2 separate regions of the Homo sapiens genome follow, and region 2 is linked to region 1. The links are chromatin loops, found by intact Hi-C in ENCODE. Cell type or tissue: sigmoid colon. All regions are shown on one strand. Links, peaks and the distances in the headings refer to the core of each region. The heading gives the core; the rest is flanking DNA.

What was found. Hi-C counts contacts between places; a loop is a spot of excess contacts. Peaks named below come from ENCODE experiments on the same cell type or tissue, not always from the same donor. Only the 100,000 strongest peaks of a DNase experiment are listed, where the experiment ranks them.
Region 2: a loop joins it to region 1, with 2.4 times the contacts of the local background. A loop is called at or near these places in 2 of 110 quality-filtered maps.

What each region holds. Positions count from the first base shown.
Region 1 is chr10:3,284,255-3,300,089 of GRCh38, forward strand. No RefSeq gene overlaps it. Among named protein-coding and RNA genes, the nearest start is that of LINC02668, 35 kb to the left of the region's middle. In sigmoid colon, for the core only: no CTCF peak of the experiment used is centred there; a DNase peak (open chromatin) is centred at 8,487; H3K27ac peaks cover 172 bases.
Region 2 is chr10:3,386,176-3,402,010 of GRCh38, forward strand. The region is part of intron 1 of LOC105376360 (a long non-coding RNA gene); the gene reads left to right. It overlaps LOC105376358 (a long non-coding RNA gene), which reads right to left and starts at 11,180. Exons shown (of 3, transcript XR_930568.3): 1 at 11,128-11,180; 2 at 9,486-9,658; 3 at 5,526-9,121. LOC105376357 (a long non-coding RNA gene) reads left to right here and starts at 11,320. Exons shown (of 2, transcript XR_930567.3): 1 at 11,320-11,385; 2 at 11,907-12,259. RefSeq lists enhancers at 12,857-13,434, 13,435-14,011. In sigmoid colon, for the core only: no CTCF peak of the experiment used is centred there; a DNase peak (open chromatin) is centred at 9,462.

The DNA.
Region 1 (15,835 bases), core at 4,715-12,714:
TGCCTGGCAAACCTCTGGAGACAGATATCAGTCGTCTTGCCTTTCACGCACACACGGAATCTCCCAAACTTAAAGAACTCAAGCAAGAGTTCATCGAGTCTCTTGAGTATGTGGGTGGGTGGACAGTGGTCCTTCTGCCGGCCTTGCGTGTTGGGGCCCCAGCAGGGGTCCCTCAGTTCTTCTCCGCATGTCCCCGTTCCTCTGACAGACCAGATAGCTTTTTCTACATGGCTCTGAGGGCCCCAAGAGAGTAAATACTTGCTGGATCTCTTATGGGCTTGGCCCAAAATTGGCATAGGACAACCTCTACTGCCTCCATTGGTCAAACCAAATCACCAAGTGAGCCGGGGTTCAAGGCGGGGAAACAGACTCCACCGCCGGTGGAAAGAGGGGTGTTCAGGTGCTGGAGGGGGTTGTTGGTGCCATCGTTGCAGACCTACTCACATCTGCCTCCATAGCACCCGTGCGTCTTCACAGCAATCATCTAAAGAAAGGGGTTTAGTTATTTTTATTTTTGGTCTATTTTTTAGATGAGAAAACTGAGGATTAGAGATATAAAGAAATAATTACCTGAAGTTCTCTAAACATTGGTGGGAGTATTTGTTAAAAATCAATGGGCTTCGGATAAGACAGACTGGCAATGAAATGCCTTTCCCATTTACTGCCTAGAAAACTGAGGGCAGTATATTTATCTTTTCTATAGAGTAAGGATAATGCCTATCTCGGAGCTGAGCAGGAAGGTGTACGTGAGCTGCTCAGCCTGGGGCCTGTAAGTAGCCAGTCCTCAGGGTTCACATATGACTGAAGAACGCTGAGTTGGTGGCCAAGAGCTGTGACTTCCAGTCTCAGTCAGTTACTACTTGACTGTTAAAATGTGAAGAAATAATTTGAAGTCCCTAAAATAAATGTTTTAATTTATAAAAATGGGCTGGGTGCAGCGGCTTACACCTGTAATCCCAGCACTTTGGAAGGCTGAGGCAGGTGGATTACCTGAGGTCAGGAGTTCAAGACCAGCCTGACCAACGTGGTGAAACCCCCTCTCTACTAAAATTACAAAAATTAGCTAGGTGTGGTGGCACGTGCCTGTAATCCCAGCTACTTGGTAGGATGAGGCAGGAGAATCGCTGAACCCAGGAGGCAGAGGCTGCAGTGCGGTGAGATTGTGCCATTGCACTCCAGACTGGGCAACAAGAGCGAAACTCCATCTCAAAAAAAAAAAAAATATACAAATGAAAATATTTGATGACCTTCAAGATTCCTTCCTTGAACAGGTTTTTAAAATCAGTTCTATTTGCAAATTTATAAACAACCAGGTTACCATGGTAATTAAAATCAGAGTGGAAAAGAGAGATGAAAATTAGCATAGTGTGTAAAGAACTATTGCCAAGTCGAAACGACAGAAAATAATGTTTCAATAGATATATGGGAAAATTGTCAAGAATTGTCATAATAGACAATTAATGAAAGAATTGCAAGTGGTCAGACCTCCAGTGGAAACATACCTAACCTCAATAATAATCAAAGATATTCAAATATAAACAAAGATGAGCTATTAATATTCATTTGTTAAATTGTTAAATGTGGCTGGGTGTGCTGGCTTACATCTGTAATCCCAGAATTTTGGGAGACTGAGGCAAGAGGATTTCTTATTTATTTATTTTTTTTTAAGACAGAGTCTCCCTCTGTCTCCCAGGCTGGAGTGCAGTGGCGTGATTTCTGCTCACTGCAAGCTCCGCCTCCTGGGTTCACGCCATTCTCCTGCCTCAGCCTCCCGAGTAGCTGGGACTACAGGTGTCTGCCACCACTCCCGGCTAATTTTTTTTGTATTTTTAGTAGAGACGGGGTTTCACCATGTTAGCCAGGATGGTCTTGATCTGCTGACCTCGTGATCTGCCCTCCTTGGCTTCCCAAAGTGCTGGGATTACAGGCGTGAGCCACCATGCCCAGCCAGATTTCTTAAGGCTAGAGTTCGAGACTAGTCTGTGCAACATAGAAAGATCCTTTCACTACAAAAAAAATACAAAAATTAGGCAGGTGTGGTGGGACACACCTGCAGTCCCAGCCACGTGTTAGGCTGAGGCAGGAGTAGTGCTTGAGTCCAGGACATGATATGAGCTCTGATTGCCACTACACTCCAGCCGGGGCAACAAGGCGAGACGCTGTCTCTAAAAACAATGTTGGTGGTATAGCATCAAAATCTGTCAAGGGATCAGTTTGGCAATATTTATCAAGAGCATTAAAAATTCACCTTTGACCCAATAATTTCAGCCTTTAGAAATGTAGAGATATGTGCACCAATGATAAACACATTTATTGCAGTGTAATTTACAAGATTTCAACCCAGAAAGCTACTTAAATATTCAAAAAAAGATGGGGAGCATTAAATACATTATGATACACGTGATAAACAGCAAAACAGCCCTTAAAGTCTGTACTTTTAATAATATTTCATACCCTGGGGAAACACTTGCCACAGGATAATGATGAATAAAAGAAGAAACCCAAACTAAAAATTGAGTGTCATTCCAGCTACAGGAAAAGATAAACATGTTCCCAGAGAAAAATCCTGAGAAAAAGCAACACCAAAATCTTGAGAATGTGTATTTAAAAAACAAACAATTGCATAGCTGATGATTTTTATCTTATTCTGTGTTTTGTTCTGAATGTTCACAATTGTAGCAAACCTGCAAACTTTGTGATGAACAACAACAGCAAAACCACAGAAAATGCAAAAACAAACGTGTCTTTTTTCTTCAGATATTCTGTGAATCTCTTGAGCATCACAACTTTAGGGACCACCTGCTGTGCCCCCCTATAGCAGTTCCTAGCACCGCCTCTCCTAAGACGGGTTAGGGTCACACTGAGAAACCACACTCAGAAACCTGGTGAATAGTAGGTTAATAAAATAAAGGTATAACTAGGCTTTCTTGGCGTCAAAACTACAGGTGCCTTTCATTCTTCTTCAGTCCCAAATGCAAATCATTTCTCATGTTTTTTTAAAATGGATTTTAGGCTGGGCGAGGTGGCTCACTCCCATAATCCCAGCACTTGGGGAGGCTGAGCTGGGCAGATGGCTGAGCCTAGAAGACCAGCCTGGGCAACAGGACGAAACACCGTATCTACAGAAAAATCAAATCGATCAATAAATAAAATGGATGTTGTTTTTCAGAGCAAGTTTAGATTTGCAGAAAAATTGCAGAGCAGGTACAGAGAGTTCTGATGTCCAACCTTCCTCCTGTGCGTTGTTCTGGTTTCACATGTTCGTGTTGTAATTGAGTGCGTGCACACTCAGTAAATGCGAAATGGTTTCATCACAACCGCACCGATGCAGTTCCTAAAAGAAACACACGACAGCCGATTTTGCTTCTCAAAATCGCTGCATTCAGGGTTTCCGCCGTCACCCTGCTGGCAGTGAACTAGAGGACCCGTCCCACCGGAGCTGGTCCATGGAGAGGTGCCACAGCCTGTGAGCCACGGCAGAGCGGAGAAGCCTGGGACCCCTGTCACCTCTCAGAGCAGCGCCTCACATGGCAGAAGGAGCTGCTTTCCGAAGAGCTAAAGGTTGCCATAAATATTTATAAGAGACCTGGCATTGCTGCGCTGGAGGGCAGTGTGTTATGATAAAAGTCACAAATGGAGCTGAAAAAACAGTGGCTTCTACATGACAGCTACGTGTGTGTGTGTGTGTGTGTGTATGTATGTGTGTGTGTATGTATGTGTGTGTGCACGTGTGTGGGGATACGTATTTGCACACATGTGTGTTCAATCTGTGGATACGGTACCTACGTGCACTTCTGTACCTGGTTTCTTCCTTTTTCTACACATACATTATTTATCTGTTTTTTAAAATTCAACTTTTATTGCTCCTTGTCCTGCCGGTGGCCCTGGCAACATGCCACGCCGGACTCCAGCTTAGTTTCCTTGTTGCCTTGCAGCCAAACTTACGCAGTGTGCAGACGGAGCTGCTCAGAGGGGAGGGGCAGCGAGCAGGTGCCACGTCCACACCGGGTGAGGCGTGAGGTGAGGGCTCCCCCGCGCCGCCCTGGCGTCCAGGTGGTGAGGGCTGCACGGAAACGTGGACTTCGGCAGAACATGTGTGCGCCACGGAGCGGCTGCGTGCAGCCCGCAGGTGAGACCGTCTGCATAACTCTGCCAACCGTGGAGTATCCAAGTAATTTTTAACTACTAATAATGAAAATACAAAAATTTGCTGTTTGGGAACTAACAAACAATTAGAGTGGGCTTAATCAAATGGCCTCCAGAGTAATGGCACTCTCCTTTGCTTTCTGGTGTGATTTCCTGAGAGTCTGTGAGCCAGGAGGAGTTTGGAGGAAAGACCTGCTGAGATGAGCAGCTGCGGCCTGAGCCTTCCTCCCCTCCTCCCCTCTGGGCTCTTTCTCCCGTCCAGGCGGACGCTGCCCCTGCACTGACCATCAGAGCCAGATCCAGGGGACAGTCCCCATCCTAGTCCCCTAGGCCCCCACGGCCACCGTCAACCTCAGGCCCCTCTGTTAACACCTTCCTTTGCTTGGTGTCGGGGACACAGCAGTCCCTGGTTTCTTCAGCAGGTGCACCCTCTGCACACATGCTACTCACCTTGCTCCTCCTCATGCTCTGACACCGAGGCTTCTCCATGCTCCACCACCGAGAGGGCTTCCATTAAAGTCTACGCCCAGGTCACGTCCCCGTCTCCCCTGCTCCCCTGAACAGCACACCTGTGTCCGTTTTCCACTAGACAACTGCACAATTTTGTTTCGGACTCAGAGGGGAGAAACTCCCATTTTTCCCCTCCATCCAGGAAAGCTGGACTTGGTCTCCCCAAGTTAATAACCAGGGTCCCCCCTCTTCCAGTTGCCCAGGCCCAAATACTCAGAACAGAGGGATCGTCAGGCTGAGTGGTGTCCCCCAAAATTCATACACAGAGGCCTGTTCCCAGGGCTGCGAGATGTAGCTGCGTCTGGAGACCGGGCATTTACAGATGTGATTTGGGTAAAATAAGGCCGCATGGGTAGGTCCTCACCCAGCAGGACTGGCATCCTTATAAAAAGAGGCAGTTAAGACCCAGATGCACACAGAGGGATGGCCCTGTGAGGACACAGTGAGAAGGCAGCCCCTGCACACGGACACCCTGACCTCAGATCCAGCCCCCCCGAGAAGGAAAGAATGAGTGTCTTCTGGGGAAGCCGCCTGGTCTATAGCCCTGGGCACTAACACCAGCCTCTCCTTAAAAAATGACTAAGGATTTCAGGGTTGCCCAGGAGAGCACCGAGCCCAACACAGGGCCCTTCTAGAGGCAGCTGCTGGGTTCTGTTGTCAACACAATCATCCCTGCGATCCTTTCTTTTTTACTCATTTTGCTTTGTTTTTTAGAGACGGGGTCTTGCTCTGTCACCCAGGCTGAAGTGCAGTGGCATGAACAGGGCTCATGGAAGCCTCGACCTCCCCAGCTCAAGTGATCCTCCCTCCTCAGCCTCCTAGGGTGTTGGATTGCAGGTGTGAGCCACGGCGCCCCATAGGCACAATCCTTTTAAATCTCTGGTCAGATTCCCTCGCTTCTCCTCTCAGATCTTCTTGGTGCCTTCCCACCTCACTCCAAGCAAAACACAAAACCTGTGTCACAGTCTGCAAGCATTCCAGTGGCGAGTCCCACCAGCCCCACCCCACCGTCTACCGGCTCTGTCCCCACCAGCTTTTTCCAGCCACTCCCTCTGCAGGGGACGTCCTCCATCGCACATCCACAGGCCTGTGTCCTTCCTTGCGCCACTCCTCAAATGTCATGCTGCCCTCCCGTAAGGCATCACCGCCCCCGCCAACCTCTCCTACCTCCTGCCTCATCCTACCATTCTCCTGATTCATCTTCCCCTAGGACACATCCCACCTGACATTTTATATATTTATTTTCTGATTATCTGACGGCCTCTGGTGGAAGGTGACTTCCAGAAGGTGGGGATTTCTAGAATATCTTCTTGGAATGTATGCTCAGTGCTTAGAAACTTGCCTGGCATTTAGAAAGTGCAATAAATATTCACAGAATATAACCAGAATCTATGGTCTAGCTTGCAGTCTATATGTGGCCGTCCACAGTGAACAGCATTTTTTTCAATGAGTTTTCACTGTGATTATTTTAAATCGTTGCTCCTTTCTTTCCAGCTATGTGGCTGGGCATCTGGAGGCAATGGCAGTACACCACGCGTGCGGATTCTCCCCAGGCAGGACCTGAGTCCTGGGAGGCCAGGCTGCCATGTGCTGGCCCTCACCTGGGGTGGGCAGGGGGTCCCAAAGGTGAACCCAGGTTCCTGCCTGCTGGTGTTGACACAGGTGCCACCTGTCCCCACTCCCAGGCCTGAGGGCGGGACTCAGAACCCAGGGCCTTGTCCACACCCCTGTCTCCAGACCCACTTAGGCAGGAAGAAGGGAGAAGCCACAGGCTCTGGGGTGGATGCAGGCAGCTATGCAGCCACAGCAGGGATGGGCCTCAGTAGATGTGGGACCTCAGCAGGTGTGGGACCTCAGCAGGCATGCGGTCTCAGCAGGTGTGGAATCTCAGCAGGCGTGGGGTCTCGGCAGGCCTGGGGTCTCGGCAGGCGTGGGGTCTCGGCAGGCGTGGGGTCTCGGCAGGCGTGGGACCTCGGCAGGCGTGGGGTCTCAGCAGGTGTGAGACCTTAGCAGATATAGGGTCTCAGCAGATGAGGCACGTGGAGCTTTGTCCAAGGCCATTGGGCCCTTTCCTGAGATGAAGCCTCTCTGTGGCCTCCACATGTGCAGATCAGAAAGGTCCCTTTCTGGCCTCAGGGCTGGCCCTCCAACAGCGGGGTAAGCCCTGTTTTCCTGTATGAAACCCCTTCCTCTGTACAAGGTCAGTTTTCCTGAGTCAATTCCAACTGATACAGTTGTATAGTCTGAGCAGAACACAGCAGCTCAAGTCTACCCAGGTGCCTGGCATGGAGCACCCACTAGCCCAGGGGCAGGTGGGGCCTCAGGCATGAGCTCTGAGCTAGGCCATCTTCCTGGAAACCCCAATTCTCTGTTCTACCACTTACAATAAGGTGGCACATAATTCACCATTGCAGTGGGTCATTGTCCGCAAACCAAAGCATCAGAGGCAGCGGTTTTAATCTCAGGGCTACTAGTGGATTACTTTGGACATATGATCTCATTTTTAAGGTTTTTTTTTTCTAAAATAGAATAACACTACCTGCTTTTCTTTTGAGAAAGTTGTTACAAGCAGTAAATTAATTTGAGTAATTATAAGGCAATTTGGAAATTCCCACACTCATTCAGATTTCCTTTGATACTAGAGAATAAGATGATGGATGCCCACAGCATTTGGTTATAAATTCAGATTCTGGGGTTGGGCGTGGTGGCTCACGCCTGTAATCCCAGCACTTTGGGAGGTCAAGGCAGGTGGATCACAAGGTCAGGAGTTCGAGCCTGACCAACATGGTGAAACCCCATCCCTACTAAAAATATAAAAAATGAGCCAGTTGTGGTGGCACGTGCCTGTAATCTCAGCTACTTGGGAGGCTGAGGCAGGATAATCACTTGAACCCTGGAGATGGAGGTTGCAGTGAGCCGAGATCATGCCACTGCACTCTAGCCTGGGCAACAGAGCAAGACTCCGTCTCAAAAAAAAAAAAAAAAAAAAAAAAAACAGAATTCAGACTCTGGCTTTGTCACTTACTACCTGTGAACCATGAACAACCTACTTCATTTCCCTGAGCTTTGACTTCTCCAGCTGCAAAAGAGGAAGAATGGTATTTCTAGGATATGAGGAGGATCAAAGGAGTGAATCTGTGAATGGTATTGATAAGATTTGAGAGGATCAGATGAGGGAATCTGTGAAAACACTTAGGATGTCTATCGAGTAGTAAGACCTCTTATGTATAAGTTATGATTATTGCCAAGTAAAGACAAATGGCATACAGTTTGCTTCACATCAGCTGGTAAAGATGCAATTACTATTCAGATAGGGAATAAACAGAAGTGGATTAATTATTGTAATGTAAGTTATTTTAACGTCTTAGTACATGGATTGTCAAAAATAAGATATCCCTACTTCAAATGAAGATACTTCCAATTGAAGATGCTGCTTCAAATGTTTCTAAAAAACCGTAAACCTCCAATATTTAAATACAACGTAAAAGTTATCAAAGGAACTTTAAAGCCATCATCTCCTTTATTCCTCATGAGAACCTCACCAAGTGAGAGGTACACAGATTATATCGTCCCAATTCAGAGATGAGGAAACTGGGACTCTGGGAAGATGTCTTAAACAAAGGTCAGTGGAGCTAAATCGAAGGCCAGTGCCTTTCCAGGGCTCCAGGAAATTCCAAGCTCAATTTAAGGCTTGGCTTGAGAAAGCTCACTGAGAAAATGTGAATATCTCCTGGAGGTGGACGCTATTTTTGCTCATTCAAGATGGTATTCGACTTGACGTGTGTGTGTGTGTGTGTGTGTGTGTGTGTGCACGTTCTTGTGCTGGGGTGGGGCACTGGAGGCACAGACTGTTTTTAGGGAACATTCCTTTGGATGAACGCATCTTCACATGCCTCTCTGGTAAATGACGGGTTGTTTCTATGCAATGAACTATAAACAGGGAGCGCACTGTGAACAATAGCAACATAAATCACAGTTACTGCTTTTCTACTCTGCAATCTGGGGGAAAGGACATTTCTCAGTGTGCTTTCCTTGACACACATCAGTCTCTGTGTTTACTATTCAAAAGATGTGATCGGGTGAAGGCCTGAAGCCCTTTCACATTGAAGGGGCTGAGTGGCAGAGGGTTCAAGACGTTATAACTGGAGAGGAGACATTTGGAAATGATTGTTCTGTTACAAAATGCTGCCTGGGAAACATGCTCTGTTATGTATTCACTCTTTTTTTTTTTTTTTTTTTTTCCAGTTTAGAAACCCATTTTTGGAGCAAGCAAGCAGACTGAATGGAAGTGGTGAGAAAATTAATCAGCAAAATCTTCTGAAATTGGGTGCCTTCTTCTTAAAAGTTTTCTCCCTGTAATCCTAGGTGCTGTCAGGGAGTAATAATTATTTCCCATAAACAGCTGGCTCAGTGATCTATTTTGCATGCTGGGGGAAAAGAACTAGCTGTGATGAGCTCTCCAAAGCTTTTCTCACTAATGATGTCTGTGATACACACTCACACAAAGACCCACATACATTCGAAAGGAAGATACTGCAGAAGAAACTCATTTACAGTCTTGATCTACCACATGCATTCTGCAGGGTGTTTCAATGTCACAAGAAAGCATAAAGAAACCCATCTAAGTTCCTGTTTGTTTCAGATGCTCCTTGAAGATGGGAGAGAGAGCTGGAGCTCATCTGTCCTGGCATCAGAGAACCGTGACTCCGGAGGGTGGGAGAGGCAGGCCCGAGTCATCTCTGCCCTGGGGCCCCTTCCCAATGTGTCCTGTCTTCCTCCCTAGTGAGGGGAGTCTAATTTAGAGTGGGAAGTGGAGAGGAATGCTGGCCAGGTGGGAAGTTGGGGGGCTGCGCCATGACCCGCCACACTTGGCTGGGTGGCTCCAGGGAACATCCTCTGCCTCCCCTCCAGTGCAGGAGTGAGTGAAGCAGCTGCCTCTGTGGCTGCCGACGCTGGCTACGCACAGCAAGGGAGGAGGCTGAGACATGAGGAAACCTGGCCCTCTAGGCGGGCACTTTGGAAGCTCGCTGGCATGCTGCTGGAGACCCACCGGCAACCACGAGGACAAGTGGGGACCTGGTGACATTCCAGCTCTGCCAGCCCTCCCAGAATAAAGGGGAATGGCAGCAAATCAAGAGGCGGAGGCGTTTCAATGCCATTTTGCTGTGCTGACTTTTCCTTTTGGACATTGCGAACAAGAGAAGAAAGCAGCTCCCTTAACTGTAGTACAAAAAAAATTCAGAAAAGAGGGCATTTTAAGGGTAACATTTTTCTTGCTGCAATGACTCATGGAAGACAGAAAGTGAGAGGCTTGCTGAAAGGCGAAAGACAGAGCCAAAAAAGCAAAACTCAAGTCCTATTTACAAAACGACGGGCCACAACGGACTCTCCAGTAACATGATATTGTACATTGTCCTTTAAATCCTGAACAGATCTTCCTTCCAAATCCTTTACTGCCTCAGAGTTGTTAATCACAAAATGAAGGTTTCTGCCACCAAAAAAAATTGACCACAGATGTTTCCAGAAAAGAAAGAGGAAAGAACAGCCATTCACCACGCCCGTGTGGGGTGTTGAGGCTGCAATGCTGAGGTCCCTGAAAACACAGGCATGAGCAGTGCTTGTCCTTTCCAGGGACCCGAGGACAGCGAGTCACAGAGCGGCTGCAGGTGCAAGGCCATTCCTCATAGAAACCGTGTGTCCAGGTGTCAGGCATATTTGTCATGGTTCCTCAAAGGGGAAACATTCATTTATAATTTTGAAAAACAAAAACAAAAGAACGACATGAAAGGAGAGGCCTTAACTAAAAAGAACAATTCACAATTGCCAAGCAGTTGAGGAGGTCTTATAAGAAACTCTGGGAGTTAAACAAGAAGTCAAAAGGGCTGGATTTCACGGGCAGCGTCCTCCTTACCTTCTTGTGCTAGAAGGCTGGATCTGGGGCTTTTCAAAGGCAATGAAGACAGGCCAGGCACGGTGGCTCAGGGCTGTAATCCCAGCACTTTGGGAGGCTGAGGTGGGTGGATCACCTGAGGTCAGGAGTTCAAGACCGTCCTGGCCAACATGGAGAAACGCTGTCTCTATTAAAAATACAAAAATTAGCTGGGTGTGGTGGCAGGTGCCTGTAGTTCCAGCTACCCGTGAGCCTGAGGCAGGGGAATCACTTGATTCCCGCCAGGAGGCGGAGGTTGCAGTGAGCCGAGATCCCACCGCTGTGCTCCAGCCTGGCCGACAGAGTGAGACTCTGTCTCACAAAACAAACAAACACAACAAAGGCAAATAAAATCGTTGTTTGAGCAGCCACATGACGTTCAGTCTTATGTATTCTCCAGATATATTAACAGAACTGTAAGTTTTCAAGCAGGGTTTTCTAAAGTTTGTGAACAAAATAGAAGCATGCTGTATGCTATTTGGGTTTTAATTGTTCCATTTATGAAGTGTCCGAGTGAGTAATGGCGGCAAGTTCATTTGATTCCACTGGGGACACCTGCTGTGAGTGAAAACAGGAATCTGTTCTCTCCAGACCTGGCATCAACGAGGATAAGGGAATGGAAGCTCTTCTTACAGCAGTTCTCAGGGAGCGTTTCTTTGCCATTCAGTAAAGATCAGACCCTCAACATTTTCAGAACTGCACCCTGACATTCTTAAAAGCCAGGGCTCCTGTTCTCCCACCCCTCCCTGGGTGCCGCCATCTGTCTAGAAGGCAGCATTTGTTTTCAATCGAGAATGCTGACCACACCTGGCAGGCACAACTGAGACGCATGAGCCTCCCCTTTCATTTACAAGGTGCTAATTTGAAAGATAAGTATCCCTTCAATAGCCCTGGGGCTGGGCACCAGGATGCAGTGAGTCAGGAGAACAGGATGGAAATCATGAACCCTGGTATCATTAACAAAGCGATAGATCAGTATTCGTACAACATCAGAGCCCTCAAGAATATTTATATCTATCCTTTCTACATGAAGTCTCTCACAAGGAATCTGAAAGAGCGAGAGATGAGACATGCGTATGAAAAGAGTTCCTTCCATCGAAGGCCCTTCGTGAGCATGACTCATGACCACTACCCTGTGTGACACCCGGTAATGTGTCCAGTTGAGAAAATTAGGAAGCGAGAAAGTCAGTCAATTTCCTCCACATTCCTGGAGGAAACTTAAACACAGAAAGAGATGCCAGGAGTGAGGATGTGCTTGCGATGCAGGTGACACCTGCAGCCACGTTAGAGGTGTGATTGCTCCCACCCAACGGCGAATGCAGCCAAAGGGCGACAGAAGCATCTTAGGAACAGATGATGGGGTGTGTGCCCTGGAGATCCAAGGATGACGTCTCTGTCATCCACGCTGCCCCCTGAGAAGTATACGGTGTGGAGGGAGGTCTTTTCCTTTTTCTTTCTTTCTTTTTTTTTTTTTTTTTTTGAGACAGAGTCTTGCTCTGTTGCCCAGGCTGGAGTACAGTGGCATGATCTCGGCTCACTGCAGCCTCTGCCTCCCAGGTTCAAGCAATTCAAGCAATTGAGGTTTCCTCTCTCAGCCTCCCGAGTAGCTGGGACCACATGCATGCACCACCACACCCAGCTATTTTTTTGTATTTTAGTAGACACGGGGTTTCGCCATGTTGGTCTTGAACTCCTGAGCTCAGGCAATCCGCCCACCTCTGCCTCCCAAAATGCTACGATTACAGGTGTGAGCCACTGCGCCTGGCCAAGAGAGTTCTTTTTCTAAACAGACTCGCTCCATGGAGCTGTTCCCCAAGTCCCTCCTTCTCGGCGCCCTCAGACACACACTCTCTTAGTGTCCAGAACAGAGCCACACGAGCCCTCAGCATCCTTCAAACCCGTTCTTCCTCCAGATGCTGCCGAGGTCAGGCCTGAGGCCGGCGCGTGGAGTGGCCTCGGCACCCTGTGTCCTCAGCTTGGCAACTCAGAGAAACATGTTAGAGGTGCTAACATTGGATACATGTGAGCACAAAGCTGGCAACTCTCAAAGAGGGAGGAAGACAAGGGTCGAAAACAATCTGTTGCTATGTTCACTATTTGGAGGAGGGTTCACCTGAGCCCAAACCTCAGCATCATGCAATATACTCGTGTAAAAAAGCTGCACGTGGACTCGCTGAATCCCAAACAAAAATTAAGTAAGTAATAAACATTTCTTATTTGTGGAAGGAGGGAGGGGGAGTGATATGGTGTGGATCTTTTCCCCACCCAAATCTCATGTTGAATTGTAATTCCAGTGTTGGAGGTGGGGCCTGGTGGGAGGTGATTGGATCGGAGAGTGGGTCCTTCATGAATGGTTTGGCACCGTCCCCATGGTGCTGCTCTGATGGTGAGTCATGACGAGATCTGGCTGTTGAAAAGTCTGAGCATGTCCCCCTCGCTCTCTCTGGGTCCTGCTCCTGCCATGACAGACACCTGCTCCGGCTTCGCCTTCTGCCAGGGGTAAAAGCTCCTTGAAGCCTCTCCAGAAGCAGAAGCTGCCATGCTTCCCGTATAGCATGGGGAACCATCAGCCAATTCAACCTCTTTTCTTTATCAACTACCCAGTTTCAGGTTTTTTTTTTTTTTTAATAGCAATCCAAGTATGGACTAATACAGAGAGAGAAAGGAAGAAAGTGAAGAAGAGCAAACGTATATCTGCAGCGGTTTTTCTGCATGGCTAAGGTGAGGCTGGGCTCCGTGGCTGTTCAGGCGATTTTGCTGCCTAGAAGGGGATTTGGAGAGGTAAGAAGCCTGCAAGACAGGAGGCAGCAAGAATAGGACGTGGGCGGGGGACACCTACCACACAAAAGGCTCATGTGGTCTTGATAGTCGTGAATATCTTGGATGCTCATGCCGAGCTGTTGAGTGAGATTCCTTATGCCATTCTCCACACTGGAAGGCTGAAGACTAAAGAGGTCATTTGAGCTATTAGGGGCACCTGACTCTCCCATCAAACTGTCATTCCTCTAGACCAGGGGCAGTGGCTCACCCCTGTAATCTCAGCACTTTGGGAGGCCAGTGGATCTCTTGAGCCCAGGAGTTCAAACCAGCCTGGGCAACATAGCAAGATCCCATCTCTACAACAACAACAACAACAACAACAACAACAAAACATACAAAAAAAAATTAGCCAGGCATGGTGGCACACACCTGCAGTCCCATCTTTTTGAGAGGCTGAGGTGGGAGCATGGAATGGGCCTGGCAGGTTGAGGCTGCAGTGAGCTGTGATTGTGCCACTGTACTCCAGTCTGAGCAATAGAGTGAGACCCTGTCTCAAAAAAAAAAAAAAAAGTCATTCTTCCAGACAGCAGAGGTGGAAATGGGAAATAAGACTGTTCAGAAATGCAGCAGACAATTCTTATTCAGCCTCCCTGTAAAGATTTGAAATGGATTGTAACATTGTAACATCGTAGGTGAAAAAGATCAAGCACAAAGCATAAAACATATAAAAAGGGTTTTCATGTTTGCAAAGCTCTGAACAAGTGTAACTTCTTATCTAGCCAGGAGCCAAGAAAGGTATGGCCAATGTTAGGGGCGATGGGTCACAGGGAAAGGCGTCCGTGAAGCCCGAAGCTCTAGGGGGACCTCACAAAGTGGGTGGGTATTTCTGCCTGACTGTTGGAGAGATGGGGGAGGGGGGCGCGGGGGCACTGGGGGTTCCCTGTCCTTCCTCTACATGAGTAAAACGGAGTGTGGGGGAAGCTTTGCTTTGATCTGCTCCATGCACTTCTAATTCCACACCTGTGGTATAAGAACATGCTGCTTTTCACACACCTCACCTTCCTGGTAACACAAAGGGATGGTCAGAGCAGACGCTGGGGTAGCACTTGCCACACGCCAGGCACTGTTGTAAGCATTGACTCCTTTGGTTCTCACAATGCACCCATGAAGTAGGTATTATTACGATCCCCCTTTTACAGATGAGGACACGGAGGCCAGGAGAGGTGACCCACGCTGCTCTAGGCTGCATGGACAGTAGCAAGTGTGGGGCTCACGTTTGCTGCAGAAGGTAACCCCAGTCTGCTGTGTCACAGGCCTCTGCACCTGATCGTAAGGTGTCAGGGTGACATCTCTTCCTCACTCCCTCTGGGCATCTGCCCATCATTCCCATGTGGCTTGCTCTTGGGGTGAGGGTTCTCATCCTGGGAGGTCTGGGTAGCAAGGCCGGTCTCCTGGGCAGCACTCAAGAGCACAGATGCTCTTGCTCAAAGACAGGCAGAAGTGTTTTCACAACAAGACTAGGACCATCTAATTTCAATGTCATTAAATTAATAAAACTCTAGGGGCTGGCCAGCGACAATCTAATTAAACGTTACAGAATGCAGCCCAATTATGTAACACAGTGGGCTGACTTTCAGATAGATTGGTTTTTGATATACATCAGCTGGTTAATCACTTGTCTGCCATATCAGGTAAGCTGGGATTAAACACTCCATCGCACGAAATCTTAAGTATTTCTAGCTTCATGTCAGGGTCTTCTTTTGTGGGCAGAGGTCTGCTGCAAAGATTATTGATGAAGTTTTGATTGCTACCTGCCCAGATATGACCTAGCTAGGCTGGAGGTGGAGGTGTTTGCTTTCCCGAGATACATTAGGTCTGCCTAACAAATATTTATCAAGAGCTTACCATGAGATCATACCACTTCTTTGGCGATCAATTTGGCAATATTTAAACAGAGAAGGTGCACACTTCATGACCCCAAATTGCACTTCTAGGTATGTTATGTCCCCTGGAAAAACTCTCATGCAGGTGCACGATGAGATGCATGGAATAACATTTGCTGTAGCCCTCCTTGTCATGGAGAGGTGCTGGGAATAGCTCAAGCATCCTTGGGCAGCAGAATGGGTACCTTCATTTTGGCATTTTTATATGATGGATTTTTTTTCAGTAGTTAAAATGAGTGAATGAGAGTTTAACATATTAATATGCATAAATCACAGTAAATGTTGAATGAAAAATACAAGACATAAAATTACATTTTTAGAATTATGCCATATGTAGAGTTTAATTTACTATTCAGAGATATGTACTTTCATACACGGTAAAAACCTCAGTGCATTGGTGGAGCTAATGAAATACCAAAGCCATGACAATACATATCTTTGAGGAAGGATAAAATGAAAGAATCAGGGAGATACATATGGGAGATTTGAATTGTAACTACACTGATTTATTTCTTTAATAAGAATGGGTGATGATGCAAAATATTGT
Region 2 (15,835 bases), core at 4,568-12,567, 100 kb after region 1:
ATTGGAGGAGAGGATCAATTGCAAAGTCACACAGGTAACTTTTTGGTCAATGAAACTGTTCCCTATCTTGATTGTGGTGATAGTTACACAACTGTATACTTTTACCTAAAGGTATCCAACTTTGTCTTAAAAACAAAAACAAATAGTTGAGGTCAAACCACTCAAAGGTGTAATATCGACATTCAAAAAACATGCACAAAAGTCAGGTTGTCTTTGAATACGAGTGGTTTCCCAGGTAACAATTTCTCTATGTAGAACAGTCTAACATTCATATCAACCACATTCTATTCTGGATTGGAGAAACAATGATTTTTGTTCAGTAATAAATGCCCCAAATCTTGAATCACAAACCACTAGGTCAGAGTAGAGCTATTTACAATCGTGCTATTGGCAAGCCATCCGCTTATTCTAAGGAATCAGCCAAAATCCTTTAGAGCTGTTTTTGAAACTGCTTTTAGGACTTAGTATGTTCTTCTGATCCTTTTCAATGCTAGAAAGCCTATGTCTTGGAAACAATTTGGTTTCTGAAAATAATTTTTGATCATTTGATGTTAAGTCTTGAAGTAAGCAGGTAGCCGGCAATTCTGAAAGGGAGGGACGCATTTGGATTTGATTGTTCATCAACAGCCTCAGGACTTTCTGGTTCTTGCTCATCTCCATGAGCTTCCCTTGGTCAAGGCATCCTCAGAAGGCATAGGAAGACAAGACTACATGTCTCTTCTGTTCTTGGATCGGTCTTTGCTTCATTCATGGCACACGCATTTCCTGAATGTACAAAGAAATGCTGGCTTGAACAATGGTAAGGGAGTGGATGTGGAAACAAAAGAAAAAAAACAGTAGTTCAAGGTTGTAAGCCTTTTGAACATGGTGCCACTGATAAGCAAGGGGAGTTTTAGGGTGAGACCTGGTTTGGGGAGAATTGTCTTGAGCTTGATTGTAGTCACATTAGGTGTAAGTTGTGATAGAACAGTCAAGAAGAAAGATGTGATCTGATGTGGATTCAGGTCTGAAATAGAAACCAACCATGGAGGTGGGAGCAGAATGCATAAGAAATGAAAAGATCTCCAAGGGGAAAGCTGCGTAAGAAAAAGAGGCTCACATCTGATTCCAGGGAGATCCTGCATCGCTCTGTCACCTACTCCATCCTCCAGCCCGACCATGGAAGCTGGAATTTAAAATAAAAACACTTTGATTTTATTTGCACTTATTTGTTTAGGCTTAAAAGACTGAAAATGTGTGATATTTATGTATCTACTGCCCCAGTGAAAGTACAATAAGAAACAGGGTTTATCTTCACAAGGTAAAGACAGCATGCCCAGGCTAGAACAGAGATGGAATCCATTGTGTGTCATGGTTTTTAGAAACTGGAATGCTGGCCGGGTGCAGTGGCTTACGCCTGTAATCCCAGCACTTTGGGAGGCCGAGGCAGGCGTATCACAAGGTCAGGAGCTTGAGAACAGCCTGACCAACTGGGAGAAACACCGTCTCTACTAAAAATACCAAATTAGCTGGCATGGGGCATGGTGGCACATGTCTGTAATCCCAGCTACTCGGGAGGCTGAGGCAGGAGAATTACTTGAACCTGCGAGGCAGAGGTTGCAGTGAGCCAAGATCATGCCATTGTACTCCAGCCTGGGTGACAGCAGCGAAACTCCGTCTCAAAAAAAAAAAAAAAAAGAAAGAAAGAAAGAAAAAAGGAACAGGAATGCCTAGCAGAGTAGCAGAGCTCTCCATGGGGAGGAGCCTCTGTATGTGCCTAGATATCAGACTCACACTTCAACCACGTCATAGACAGGGAGCCACGGGGATACAGCCAAATCCAGAATGTGGGAGATTCCACATGACACATGACTCAGTTTCTTCATTTCTTCCAAAGACCCAGCAAACAAACAAAACAAAAAAAAAAGGTGGAGCTAAGGAATGGAAGCTGTTGTAGATGATAGGAAAGGTAAGAAATCAACAAATGCAATGTGGCCCACGTTGGGATTTTGATATAAACAAACCAATGGGGAAAAGACATTTATTTTGATACAATCAGTGAAAATTGAACACAGACTGGGCATTTGGTATTATTAAGAAATTGTTGCCAATTTTCTTGAGAGTGATAATGGCATTGTGGTTAAATATAAAAACATCTTCTGGAATATAATAAAACATTTGTGCAAAAAGTGACACATTGAGATTTGCTTTAAAGTTTTGAAGCTTAAAAAATGTGGAGGTTGATAGAGATTGATGAAAGAAGAAAGAAAAATATTGGAAATTGGTGAAGATGGGTTACGAGTGCATGAAAATTTACTAATTTACTAAATTGTTTTCTCTAATATATGTATGTTTAAAATGTTCTATCATAAAATGTTCTTTAAAATAGCAAATAATGTCTGGTGGGTAATCATAAGGTACTTATGCTTGCCAGGTTGAGATATTGTGGAAGTCCTTATTCTGGTAGGGATATAGACCTTGGCATCAGAATCACTTGAGTTCAAGCCCTGACTCCTCCAGGATTGACTATTGGGCATGAGGTGAGTTTCATGACCTCTCTGAACTTCAGTCTTCTCAAATGGTATATGGGGAGTACAATTAAGATAGATCCTGTACCTCAAGCGTGTGTTCAGGACACAGAGAACCCTCAGAATTTGTTGAATCAATGCATAAATAAAGGAAGAAATGTGTGAAGGAATAGTTGACACAAATCTTTGGATAAATGACAAAGCTTTTAGCCAAAGTATTGACAAGAACTCTTACCTGAAGTATATCAACAACAAGAGGAAGAAGCCAGCCTCCTGCTTCTGCACGCAGCCCCTGCTGTCATTTGGAAGTGTCTGTGTGGATGCAGAGTCTGGGGTGGGTGGGGGATGAGGGGCATGGTTCAAATCATTCCTAAGGGGACCTGCAGGTGCCAATGGACATTGAGATAGAGGAATTTTCACTAAATGTACATGAAGTGTATATTTTGAGAGTGGGAAGGCACCTCCTACTCGGAACTGATAGCAGGTATTATCTTAGTCTGCTCAAGCAGCCATAGCAAAATCTCACAGACTGGCGGCTTAAACAGCAGATGCTGATTTCTCACAGTTCTGCGGGCTGGAAGTCCAAGATTAAGGTGCCAGCTGCAGTTTCGGCATCGGGGAGGACTGGAGTCTTGATTTGCAGACGGTCGTCTTCCTGCTGTGACCTCACATGATGTCAGAGAGCACAGAGAGAGAAGGAAAGAACACTCACCCCATTCATAAGAGCTTCACCCTCATAAAAAAATCACCGCCAAAAGACCCCATCTCCAAATACCATCGCACTGGAAATGAGGCTTTCAACACAGGCATTTTGAAGGAACATAAACCCTCAGTTCATGGCGGGTATCCTGTCTTTCTCTACATAAATCTGCAATATTTAACACAGTGTCTGGGTTTTAGTTACAACAAGATAATCATTTAATGAGCTAAAATTATCTTAGAGAAATTCTAGTCAGCTTTTCATATTGCAATTTGCTAGGAAGCCAAGTTTCTCAAGGGGAATAGGAACTGCAAATCACTTGTTTAAAAAAAAATTCTCCTGTGACACACACATCTGTGTACAAACACACACAACCACACACACACACACACACACACACACACACACAGCTGACCTCTTGAAAGACAGTCACTGATGGGAAACTGTTTTAACCCTCTGGAGTGCTGGTCCCTGGGAAAGTCTGGCAGTGACAGTTTTGGGAAACTCTTTGGCCGAGAAACCCACACTTTTATATCACAAAACATCGCACTGCTTAATTTTAGCCTTGTGGTACAAAGAAAATATCTCTGCAAGATTTTCAGAGACAGGCGGCTTGGTAACCATCTCCACTCCAATAATTAGCAAACACCCTCTGCTACCCTGGAGGTGCAATCTAACCAACACCCCAGCACCATGATCACCATCCGGCCAGGGGTCCTGGCAGCCAGTGTGGGGATTTGCAGTACTTACAGAAATGCTATAAAATCTCCAAACGTCTTCACTGTTGCCTTTTGCTCTGTAGTGCAACTTTTCTGCATTGTAGTTATTGTATGGCTTTGTATTTCTTGTTTTTTACACTCAGGACTTTAGAGTTAAGTATTTGTACACCAGGTAGGGCTATCACCTTTATCTCATTGTACATGCAATATTATAACACACAATTTTGGTGCTTTTAACACTATTTCTTTTTTTCATTTTTATTAAAGAATGTTTATTTGAATTATATACTTTTAAAAAATGAATAGTATTCACATACAGCATTAGATACACCCAGTGCCCATTTGTAGTTTGTCCAAGCTCCATCATAATAAACCACCAATGATGAACTCCAGTAGCAATGGGGCAAAAACCCCCTTCCAGGGATGGGCGCTTTACCTGGCTGGGTGCCTGACTGTAGGCTGGGCCTGCGTGTCTGGGAGTCCCAGGGCGGCTGGGTATTTGAGCAAAGCTCCTGGGGTTTGTCCTTCCCTCTGTACATTTTCTTACCATTGCACAAGCAGTGGGCACTGCCCCTCCCTGTCCATTGTCCTCCACATCAGCTCGGACCTCTGGGCTTCCATCTGGTAGACCCCTCGCTTGCTCAGGGCATCCATTCAGGGTCCGGTCCCCATTCACCCTTCATACCTCCACTCAGGACATGCACTTTTGTCTTCCTTTCTAGCCCTCAACAATCCAACTTTAATGGCCCATGAGAACCAGAGCTGACCCCATCAGAAACTTCCCAACAACTCACGCATCAGAAACTTCCCAACAACTCAAAAGGGTTTGTGTTCCCCAGAAGGCAGACAATGCTCGACCCACCGGCATGCCAGAAATGGAAGGGCAGAGCTGGGAGCCGAGGACGACGGGGATGTGGGGATGGAGGAATGGGGGCAGGGCTTCCTTCTCAGAATTGGTTGACCACCCCTGAAGGAATGGGAGAAGGAACAAGCCAGACATTGCTGGTACACTGTCACGTGCATAGCACCTGAAATGAGCTTTCAAAGTCAGACTTTGCCCTAGTCACTGAGAGCAGCTGCAAGTGTGGGGAGACGCTGACCATAGGCACAGGTGATGGGCGTGACAGGTGATCTATCAAGTAGCCGAAGGGGTATCTGGGTGAGAAAGGTGGCTTTCTGAGGACAGGTTCCCTATCTGGTACTACCCAGATATTCTCCAATGAGACTTCTGTGCTCCTCCGAGCAGTGAGACTGGCACGTGAAGAGATCTCTGAGAGACATGAAGTGAATGAGTGACAGGCTGTATCACAGGGTCAGGTGATCCTGGTTTCAGTACAGCTTTCTTACCTCTCAGATGTGTAACATCAGATGAGTTGCCTAACTTCTTAAAACCTCATTTTCCTCATTTTTAAGATGGAATTAACAACAGCGTCCACTGTGTTCATGGTAATGTGTCCATAAATGTTAGAAGGGAGGAAAGGAGGAAGGAAGGAAGGAAGGAAGGAAGGAAGGAAGGAAGGAAGGAAGGAAGGAAGGAAAGAAAGAAAGAAAAAATTTTAAAAAAGGAAAGAAAAGGAAAGAAAAAGGAGAGGGTAGGGGAGGAGGGGAGGGAAGGGAAGGGAAAGGAGAAAGGAAAGGAGAGGATAAAAGGAAAGAAGAGTAGAGAAGAGGTTCATTTGTGGCCTCCATTTTGGGCCACCCTCAGCTAGCAGTGAGCATCCCTGGGTTAAATGCAATAGGTTAAAGACACAGTTCTCTCCAGTCTGTGTCATCAGAAGAATATTTTACAAGCAACCTTGTAAGCATTCAAAGGGAAAGCTGGGCTCAATATTTCCTCCACCTAATGCAGAAACAATGAAAGCTGATGTTTATAAAGTGGGAAGATCGTAAGCACTAAATATTGCTCATTAGTTTATAGAAATAGTAGCATGGATAATAACAAATGATTTAGAAAGGCTGTTCAGTGATTCTTATTTACCCTGCCCAATAATATATGAACAAAAGGTAGGTGATAAAATTAGAAGACATCCCATTTAGAACAGATAAAAGACAACACTGCCTTGTTTACTCACCATGTAATTATCTTGTAAAAGTCTTCACTACAGGATATTATTGTGACAAATAGTTTCAGCTAAGGATTAGGCATTTATAATAAGAGGAGCAACATGTGTAGTTCAAACCCTATCATGCTGTATACCACGGCATGGAAGATGCTAGCTGAAAGTGAGAAGAATAGAGGGAAGGTCCCAGAAAATTCAAGACTTAAGGTCTGCCAATTTCCCCCAAACATTCTTAGCTTAACTTTCCACGTATAAGAGCACGTGTTTTGCTGTGTGTTTATTTTTTCTGTTTTAGACTATTTATCTTTTTCATTATGGGGAAACAGAGTATTACATTCAGGCTAAATTGTTTTCCTGAGATTTTTGGCTAAATTAATTAATTTGGAAAAGAATTGCAAGCAGAGAGTATAGTAGACGTTAAAGATGATCAAACATCGTTGCATTGATCGCAGAAATGATGATTTGATCTCCTAAGGATTCTGGTGGTAGCAGATGCTCCAAACTGATTGCCTGCGTTGGTAAAATAATTCTGACTATTACTAAATTGCTATTTCTCTTCTTCTAATGTGGATATAGTCTGAATAAATGGTATGCTTTTATCTAAAACATCTGGGTCTGATTTCTATTAAGGACATGATGAACCATTAGCCTGTAACAACTAACAGTTAAAATAAACATTTCCCCCCTATAGTTTGGCTATAACCAAAGCAGTGAGAACTTTTAGTCAAACCAGTTGCCTGGCATTTTTAAAATTACAGCAACAACATAAAAACTCCAAATATTAATTTTTACACAATTCTAGTCTATTATACTCAATTAATTTAGTTAAGTCATATGAATATGTAGATATAACTTGACTAGGCCTGATTTTCCTAAACCTTTATATAATTAGAACTATGCCTTATATCAGACAGTAAAATACCTTATCTAGAAAGCTTTTGTGTTTCCGAATGGGAAATTAATAGACGCATATAAATATATTTGTTATTAAGTGTGAATTTGCATGGTTCCTCTAAATCCAGTTTTAATATGGGCCAAATGAAAATCATATCTTGTTATTAGACTATTTATATTACCTTTGCATTGCTATTGAATTCGTTATGTTTTTCCCTGTTAAATTGAATATAAACTAAGCCTAAATAGCCATAGAAATAAACATTAAAAAAGTAACACATTTAAAATATGCTCTATCTCTTTAGAAATAGAATTGACTCTATAAATGAACTGTTAATAATATATGTCTTTTTGCTTTTAAAGATTGCAAAGAAAGAAAGAAAGGGATGAACAGGGATTCTAGTTTCATACACTGGTTCAATGAATATTTACTGAGTGGATTTCAAAGCATTGCATTCCACTAGGTTACCAGGTTCTTGGGGAGCCGTTGGGTAACTTAGAGATTTAGAGGGAAAGTTACACATACACACACACACACACACACACACACATATCACAGGTGTCAGCACCACCCCCACCCCACCCCCAGCAGTCTATAGCACTCACTCACACTTGCTTCCCTCTCATGGACCCTTCCCAGTGGCTACTCCTTCCTTTCACCCGACTCTCATGCTTACTTTATTTGGACAACCAGTGCTGATCCAGTGCCTAACCTCCAATCTTCTCCAGCTTTGCTTCTAAAGAAATGCAAATCCTACTAGTGTTGATGACTTGTCTGTCTGGTATTCAGTCCCACCTGGATCAATTCATTCCACTTCTTGGTTTATATCTAAAGGCTTTGAAATCAGTATATTAAAAGACATCTCTGCAGTCTCATGTTTACTACAGCATTCTCCACAATAGCCAAGATATGGACTCAACCTAAGTGTCCAACAAGGCATCAACAAATAAAGACAATGGGGTACATATGCACAACAGAATACTATTCAGCTTTAAAAAAGAGGAAAATCCTGTCGTTTGCAACAACATGGATGAACCTGGAAGACATTATATTAACTGAAATAAGCCAGGCACAGAAAGACAAATACCACATGACCTCACTCATCTGTGGAAAATTTTCAAAAGCTGAACTCACTGAAGCAGAGAGAAGAATAGTGGTTACTAAGGGCTGGGCAATGGGGGAGTTGGAGGTTGGGGAAACGTTGATCAAAGGATACAAAATTTCAGTTGGATAAGAGAAATAAATTCAAGATATTATTTTACAACATGGTGACTTTAGTTGATAACATTATTATATTTTCAAAAATGAAAGAAAAAAAGAGTGAAAGGGGATGTAATACAGTCATAAAGAGCACAGAAAAAAAAAAGTAAATCCCATTTGTACCTTGTTTTGAGCTGTGCTATTCCAAGGCCGGGGGAATGCTTAAAGAAACCCTGATCTTGGAATGGCACAGCTGAGACAATAAATTCTGTGTCTTGTGGAAGAGAAAAACCATCATGAGTGGAAAAAATCAGAAGGGCTCAGAGGGAAAGTGGAAACTGACTTGTGGGTGAGGAATTGGACAGACACTGGGTGGCAATCTTGGAGAGGAAAACAGAATTTAAAAAAAGAATAAATGAGATACGTTCAAAGGCCAAAAAACAGATCATGGTGGTGGTGTAGTAGTTATCTCCTGCTGTGTAACAAGTTGCCCCCAAACTTAGCAGCTTGAATCAATGCACATTTATCATCTCACAGTTTTTGTGGGTCAGGAATCTTTGTGTGGCATGGCTGGCTTGGCTCACTCACAAGTCCACACTCAGGTACTGGCCAGGGATGAGGACTCATCTGAAGGCTCAGGTGGGGAAGGGTCTGCTTCTGAGCACCCCTACAAGCATACCGGCAGGACTGCATTGCTCCAGGGTTGGGGGATTGAGGTCCTCAGTTTCTTGTAGATTTCAGCTGAGAAATGGACTCAGACGTGCCTGTTGCCTGCCCTGCCTCCCTGAAGTCTTATTCTTTTCTTATTGGACAGGAAATTGACAATCAGTAAATGGTGAGATTGTTATTTTCACCTTCACCTGGACTTTATGGAGATAATCTCAGTCAATAGAGTTGCTCCACTCAGAGGAGTTCCAGGCACCAGGAAGTCAGTCAGGCGTGGGAGAGTTGCTGTTTCTGAAGGGGATGTGTGGTGGCTTCTCCCAGCTGGTTTCATTCTACTTGGATGATTGTCCCATGTGCTCATCAGGGGACAAGTCCTGTATGGGAAGGGACAAATGTGACTGTTCTGAGCAATGTCACGTCAGATCCCTGCACGCTTAAAATCTGATGAGCTATTATTTTTCATGCTCTCCCTGACCAGAAAAATAATGTAGGGAATGGTTTGTCTGGTCACTGATGGAAGCAATGCGCCTCTGAGTGCAATGTCATGCTCGCAGGTGAGCCTTCCTTCCTGCCCACGTCAGAGCACATCTCAGGGGAGATGCCTGGAAAGGTGATTATGCACAGTGGATTTCAACCCAGATGGCTGAGCCAGGTGGTGTGAGGAAAACCACTCTCGCAGCGCTGGGGATGTCCCCAATTACAAGGCAGGTCTGCAGCCTCTGGGCTTCTGCCACTCACCAGGCTTGCTCTGGGAACTGCAGTGCCCCATGTCAGTAAGCTGGCACAGGAGATGGAAGATAAACATAACCATTCTGTGTGTACTGTGGGTGCCGGATGCCGTCTCCATCACTCATTCATTGTTGTTGCTGCTAATCTGATCCCAGTTCAGGTGAGAGAAGGCCTCACTGACCCTGAAACAATTAGGATTTCTTTATTTGGAAATTTTCTAAGTGGCCACTGTAATTCATCCCCTCTGCAAGACTCTGACCGTAAAAAAGCTGCCCTGAAATCTTATGGACAAAACCTCTGTTTGGGTCTGGCCCGGTTCCCAGATGATTGAGTGCATGTAATCTGGGGGGTTTGCCTTCAGAGAAAATCAGTCATTTGTGGGGAAGCCCAATATTGTTCTCTTAGCTTGTCAAAAAAAAAAAAAAAAAAGCCCACAGCCCAGGAATGAAAGAGCTGGCAGGTCTGTGCTTACAGGTCTCTGGGAACCTGTCATCTTCTGCTCTTTAGCTGTCAGGGTTGGAAATGCAACTCTCCCCTTCCGTCCTCTGTCTCACTGATGGGGCCCATTCCAGCTGCTGCTGGCTGAAGACCCTGTGGGGACAGTCCACCCCGGAGTGCCACTCTGACTGGCTCAGGACGGGAACCTGAGCCTGCTGCAGACAGGTGACCGGAGCGCGCTGGGAGCCACACGGCGGAGCAGCCCCAAAGCCGAGGGCTTGCATGTGCTACTCCAATTAATTCTAAAAGCAACCTCATGGCACTGGCCTTTCTCCCATTCTGTAAATACGGAGGTAGAGGTTTTCTAGGTTAGGGAAACTTCTCAAAGTCTCAGAGACAGTGAGAGATGGAGTTGGAATCTAATTTAGGGCTGTCTGTTTCAGATCCGAATCTGTCACATACACTGATACTGGGCCACTCACCTGTCACTCACAGACACCACAATGACTGTGAAAGGGCAATGCCCTGTTCGTCTCCTCTGCCCATAAGCTTCAGCCCTACCACCTCCCACACCCCTCTCCTCTACATTCTGCTCGGCTTGGAAACATGGATATATTAAAAGTCTGTATAGATGCCCAGAACCGAGTTATTAGATACCAGAGTATGGGGTTTCTAACCTCAGTTGATACTATAGACAGATGGCAAATAAATCACCCAGTTTGCCTAAGTTCTCTTTTTCAGTCACTCATATTTTCCTCAAATCATAGTAAAGTTGTTTGAATTACTGAGCCCCTGATAAACTAGACTGGTCCTGACACGGAACAATGAACTTGCCTCACACCACCTGTTACAGGCTGAATGTATGTGTCCTCCCAAAATTCACATGCTGAAGTGCTAAACCCCAGAGTGGGTGTATGTGGGGTAGGGAGGCAATTAAGGTTATGTTGGGTCACAAGGGCAGGGCCCTAATCCAATAGGATTAGCTTCCTTAAAAGGAAAGATACCAGAGAGTGTGCTCCGTTTCTTCTCCTCTCCTCTCTCCCTCTCTTTCTCCCTCCCTCCCTCTCTCTCTCTCTCTCCTTCTCCCTCTCTTTTTCTCTCTCCAACCATCTCTCCCTCCCTCCCCCTTTCTCTCTCTCTCTGCTATGGGAGGGCATGGTGTGAAAAGGCAGCTATTTGCAACCCAAGAGGAGAGCCGTCTCCAGACACCAACCCTCTGGTCCCTTGATCTTGGACTTCCAGACTCTGAAACGATGAAAAACTAAATGTCTGTGATTTAAGCCACCCAGTCTGTGATAGACTGTTATGGCAACCAGAGCAAACCTGTCACAGTTTGTCATCAAATGTTGGCTTTGTGATTCACTGATGATTGTGTTTCTCCCCTACAAACTGTAAGCCTCACCAAGACTGAGCTCATGTCTTCCTGCTTCAGTGTTAGATCCCTAATTCCTCGCACAGTGCCGTGCACATAGTAGGTGCTCACTAAGTCTTTGTTGACTGAGGCCTCAAATCTAAACAGAATGGGAGATGCATAGGCCTCCACCCAGACACCCCCAATGCTTCATTTTACAGTTAGGGGAAGCCCAGACAGAAAGCTAGTAAATCGTTTACCTGAACTTACTCAGCAGGTGAGGGGCAGGTCAGGTCTGGACTGAAGGTCCCCTGGGCTCCCCTGAGCAGGGGAGAGAAATGACCTCAGGGTCAGCAGGAGGACTCTGAGGTGTGGAGCCCCCCAACATGCCAGGCACTGCAGGAATTGCTTCACTTAGCACAGAAACCTGAGGTGCTGCTCATGTTCCCATTTCACAAAATCAGATCTGAGACCAAAAGAAAATCCTACCCGCAGCAGCGTGTCTGCTGCGCCCCCTCACCCGATTAGCCCGGTGTTTGCCCTGCGTGCCCCCCGGCGCCGAGCTCACTCGCCCTCTTCCCTGCGTGCCCCCGCCACCGGCGCCGAGCTCACTCGCCCTCTTCTCCGCGTGTTTCCATCAGTGCCTGCCTTGGCTCTGCTTTCTCCAAACCTGTCCCCATCGGTCAGCTGGGGTGGACGAGTGTTTTCCATCTTGCAAAGTCATTGTGTGGGGAAGATGAGATATTCCACGTGAAGCCCCCAGCACGGCCCCCAGCGCAGCCTCCTTCCAGGAATGTTGGCTCTGAGGTCGTCTTCCGCGTGAGTTTTCATCTGTCACTTGTAACAGGAGTGCTGGTGGGAACCATGGTGCAGGTGAGCAGGCTGACAGCAGCAGTTCTTGTTGGGGAGACTTTTTTCTCTATTGTTGGGGAGACTTTTTTCTCTACTGTCATAGCTTGAAATATCTGGGGTCTGCAAGTGAACGGACAGCAGACAGGTGGACAGGAGGGAGAGCAAGGTCCATCGGCTGTGCTCATGCACACACACGTGAGGACACAGTAATGAGGAAAGGGTTTATATACCAGCAAACACAATAAAAACAGGGGCTCAGGGCTTCACGGGGAGTGTGGAAGGTCCTTTCGGTCTTGACGCTAATGGGCAGCTGATCCGAACTGGTTTTGTTTTGTTTTGTTTTATTTTTTTTTTGAGATGGAGTCTCTCTCTGTTGCCCAGGCTGACGGGCAGTGGTGTGATCTCGGCTCACTGCAACTTCTGCCTCCCAGGTTCAAGAGATTCTCCTGCCTCAGCCTCCTGAGTAGCTGGGATTACAGGAGTGCGCCACCACACCCGGCTAATTTTTGTATTTTTAGTAAAGATGGGGTTTCACCATGTTGGCCAGGCTGGTCTCGAGTAGACCTCAGATGATCGTCAGCCTCCCCAAGCTCTGGGATGACAGGCGTGAGCCACCATGCCCGGCCTGTACTGCACTGCTCGGTGTGGGGGGGGTTTAGTCTTCCTCCAAGCAGGATATGCCCCCAGAGGGGTCAAAGCAGCTCTGCTTCCTGGGGCAGCTGCTTAAGTGGAGGTAGTTTCTTTCTGCGGCTGCTGACTGTTCAGGAGTTTTCAATTTAAAATAATTTCCATCCCTTCATTCTCAACTGAAGTGTGGTCCAGCATCACCTGCACGGCTTGGAAGACGGAGATCGCAGAGCCGGGTCCCAGGGTGTCTGATTCAGTGAGTCCAGAGGCGTGCCTATGTGTGGACAGACATCGCTGACCGACCATAACCTCACATCTGCCAAACAGACACGGCCTCAGAAATTAACAATGGATGTTTGTCTTCAACGAAGCTTCCGCCCGACACATCAGATACAGTGCTGTGCTGGGCGGAGCCACAGGAAGCCTGGAGGCCTGGCTGTGGCTGCTGGTTTTGTCTCTGGGTCCCTGGTGCTGATGATCACAGGCTTCAGACACCCCTGGAGCTGTGCGAGCCGTCAGTAGCGTGTGTGTGTGCGTGCGTGTGTGTCCATGTGCATGTGTGTGCACGTGTGCAAGTGCGTGCGTGCGTGCGTGTGCGTGTGCGTGCGCGTGTGTGATGCGTGTGCACGCGCGTGTGTGATGCGTGTGCACGTGTCTGTGCGTGTGTGGGTGTGCGTGTGCATGTGTGCGTGCGGGTGTGTGCGTACGTGTGTGCGTGTGTGTGCGCGCGCGTGTGTGTTCTCGTGTGCACGTGTGTGTGTGTGTGTTTTCAGGGTCAGGAATAGGTTAACTGGATGAGATTCCATCCTCTGTGAACTCCCTGTGATTTTTGTGCAGTCACTATGTTGCCCAAACTGGCCCACTTCCCTTCACTGTTGTTGCTCCAGAGGGGCAGGAGGATTAATGTCCACGCTCGGATACAAAGTTTTCACACCCCACTGTCACTGAACTCCTGCCTGTAGGGAACATTGGCTATGATAAAGAAAACTAGGTAAAGCACTGAAAGGGCAGTGCTCAGAAAGAGAAAGAAATGCGAGCAGCCCTGGGGCTATTTCCTTCCTGGAGGTTAGAAAACTCTCTGAGTGAGTGTGTTGATCAGAGGTCGACTAAGCTGCCTCATGACAATCGAATTCTGAATTTACTGCAGAGACAATAACCCCATCACACAAGTACAAGGGCATGTCGGTGAAAACCATGTTTTAAACTGTCAAGCTTTGTAAATAATAAAGCAAATTCAGATACTGCAACTAGCAAAAAGAAATCTGAAAATGGTAGAAAAACAAGTTTTACAGTGTATTCTCTGACGGTGATGGTATTGAAAAGAAGCGGCATCTCCCATACTACACCTAGCAGCCTTTTTCCTCCTGTATGTAATTACATTTCAGGAGATAGCACTAGACCGATTCTATCCCGCTAGGTAGCAGGTTCAATTGTTATAAAAATAGTATGTAAGAGTTCTGAAAGTGTGCACAGAGGAATGAGAGATCAGTTAAAAAATTATTTTCATTTAAAAATAGTTCACACCCGTGTCAAGAGTTTATTTAAATACATTTAATTACATCATCTTTAAAGCATTTTTGTCCAGCAAGCAAAGCGATGTGATCACAAGTGATTTTTTGTTCTAAACAAAGTGATTTCCTGTTAGCACCGCGCAGAACTGTGTAGGCCCAGTGACCCTGGTTGGTGTCCGGATGATTTGATTAAAAGGGTGGCAAGGGGGAAGGATGAAGAGGGAAGGCCAGATGCTTTGGGATGTTTCCCTCTTTTTTTTTTTTTTTTTGCTATATTGAATGTTTTGAGATAAGTATAATGCTTTAAAAGCAGAAAAGAAAATGTCTTGGCTGGGTGCAGTGGCTCATGTCTGTAATCCCAGCACTTTGGGAGGCCGAGGAGGGCAGATCGCCTGAGGTCAGGAGTTCGAGACCAGCCTGACTAACATGGTGAAACCCCATCTCTACCAAAAATACAAAAATTAGCCAGGTGTGATGGTGGGTGCCTGTAATCCCAGCTACCCAGGATGCTGAGGCAGGAGAGTCGCTTGAACCCGGGAGGCGGAGGTTGCAGTGAGCAGAGATAGAGCCAATGCACTCCAGCCTGGGCAACAAAGTGAGACTCTGTCTGGAGAAGGGAAGGGAAGGGGAGGGGAGGGGAGGTCCTTACACACAATACCAATTACACCAGAGTGAACTACATTCCCTGCAGCAGTTAATATTGGCTCAGTGCACCCGCCACTTTCCTGTGCCCTGAGAACACTGGCTTCAGGACCCCACAGGACCCCGGGATTGTGTGTCTGCCTTTGCCTCAACACAAATCAGCACTTCTGGTGACCTCTGTCTTTAGGGTTACCACTGTCTTTTAGATCACAATGGGGTGACCACCATCTTTTGGGTGACCACTGTTAGTTAGTTAACAGTACCTACTCAGACAACTAAAGGAACAGTGAGTGTTGTAATATCTCCTTCCAAATTCCAACCTCCCCCACCAAAATCCAATTCACAATCAAAAAATCATTGTAAGAAACTGGGATTTGGTATGCACCAATTAAGAGTCTATGTTTGTTTCTCAGAAATATTATCTACGTACAAATCATTTTTGGAAGACATTCTAGAATGTTTCATGGAGAAAAGTTTAGATTAGAAAATAGAAATCTGTTTCTCATCCTTAATGTAAACAAGGCTTACATATTTGAGGGATGTTAAAAGATAAATTTAGGCACATGAAAAATTTGACAAGTTTATTTGAGCTGACAGCGATTCATGAATCAGGCAGCAACAAACCACAAGCTTCTAAGAGCTCCATAAGAGGGTGGGAGGGAAAACGTTTACAAGGTGTCTCTGGAAGCAGGACAAAGAAACACGTGATTGGTTAAAGTGGAAAGTCCCCAGCTAGAGGGGTTCCTTAGCAGTTACTGATTGGTAAAGTCTCCACTTGGTGGGGATTTGGCGGTTTCTGATTGATCGAGCTTAAGTTTCCTGTTACTATTTAGACTGAGTTGGGTTTTGCTTGCCTATATAGCAGCCCAGGGCCCTGGAGTGCCTCAGCCCAATGGCCAACCAGTTAATTATTTAACACGGGACGTGGCTCGTGCATA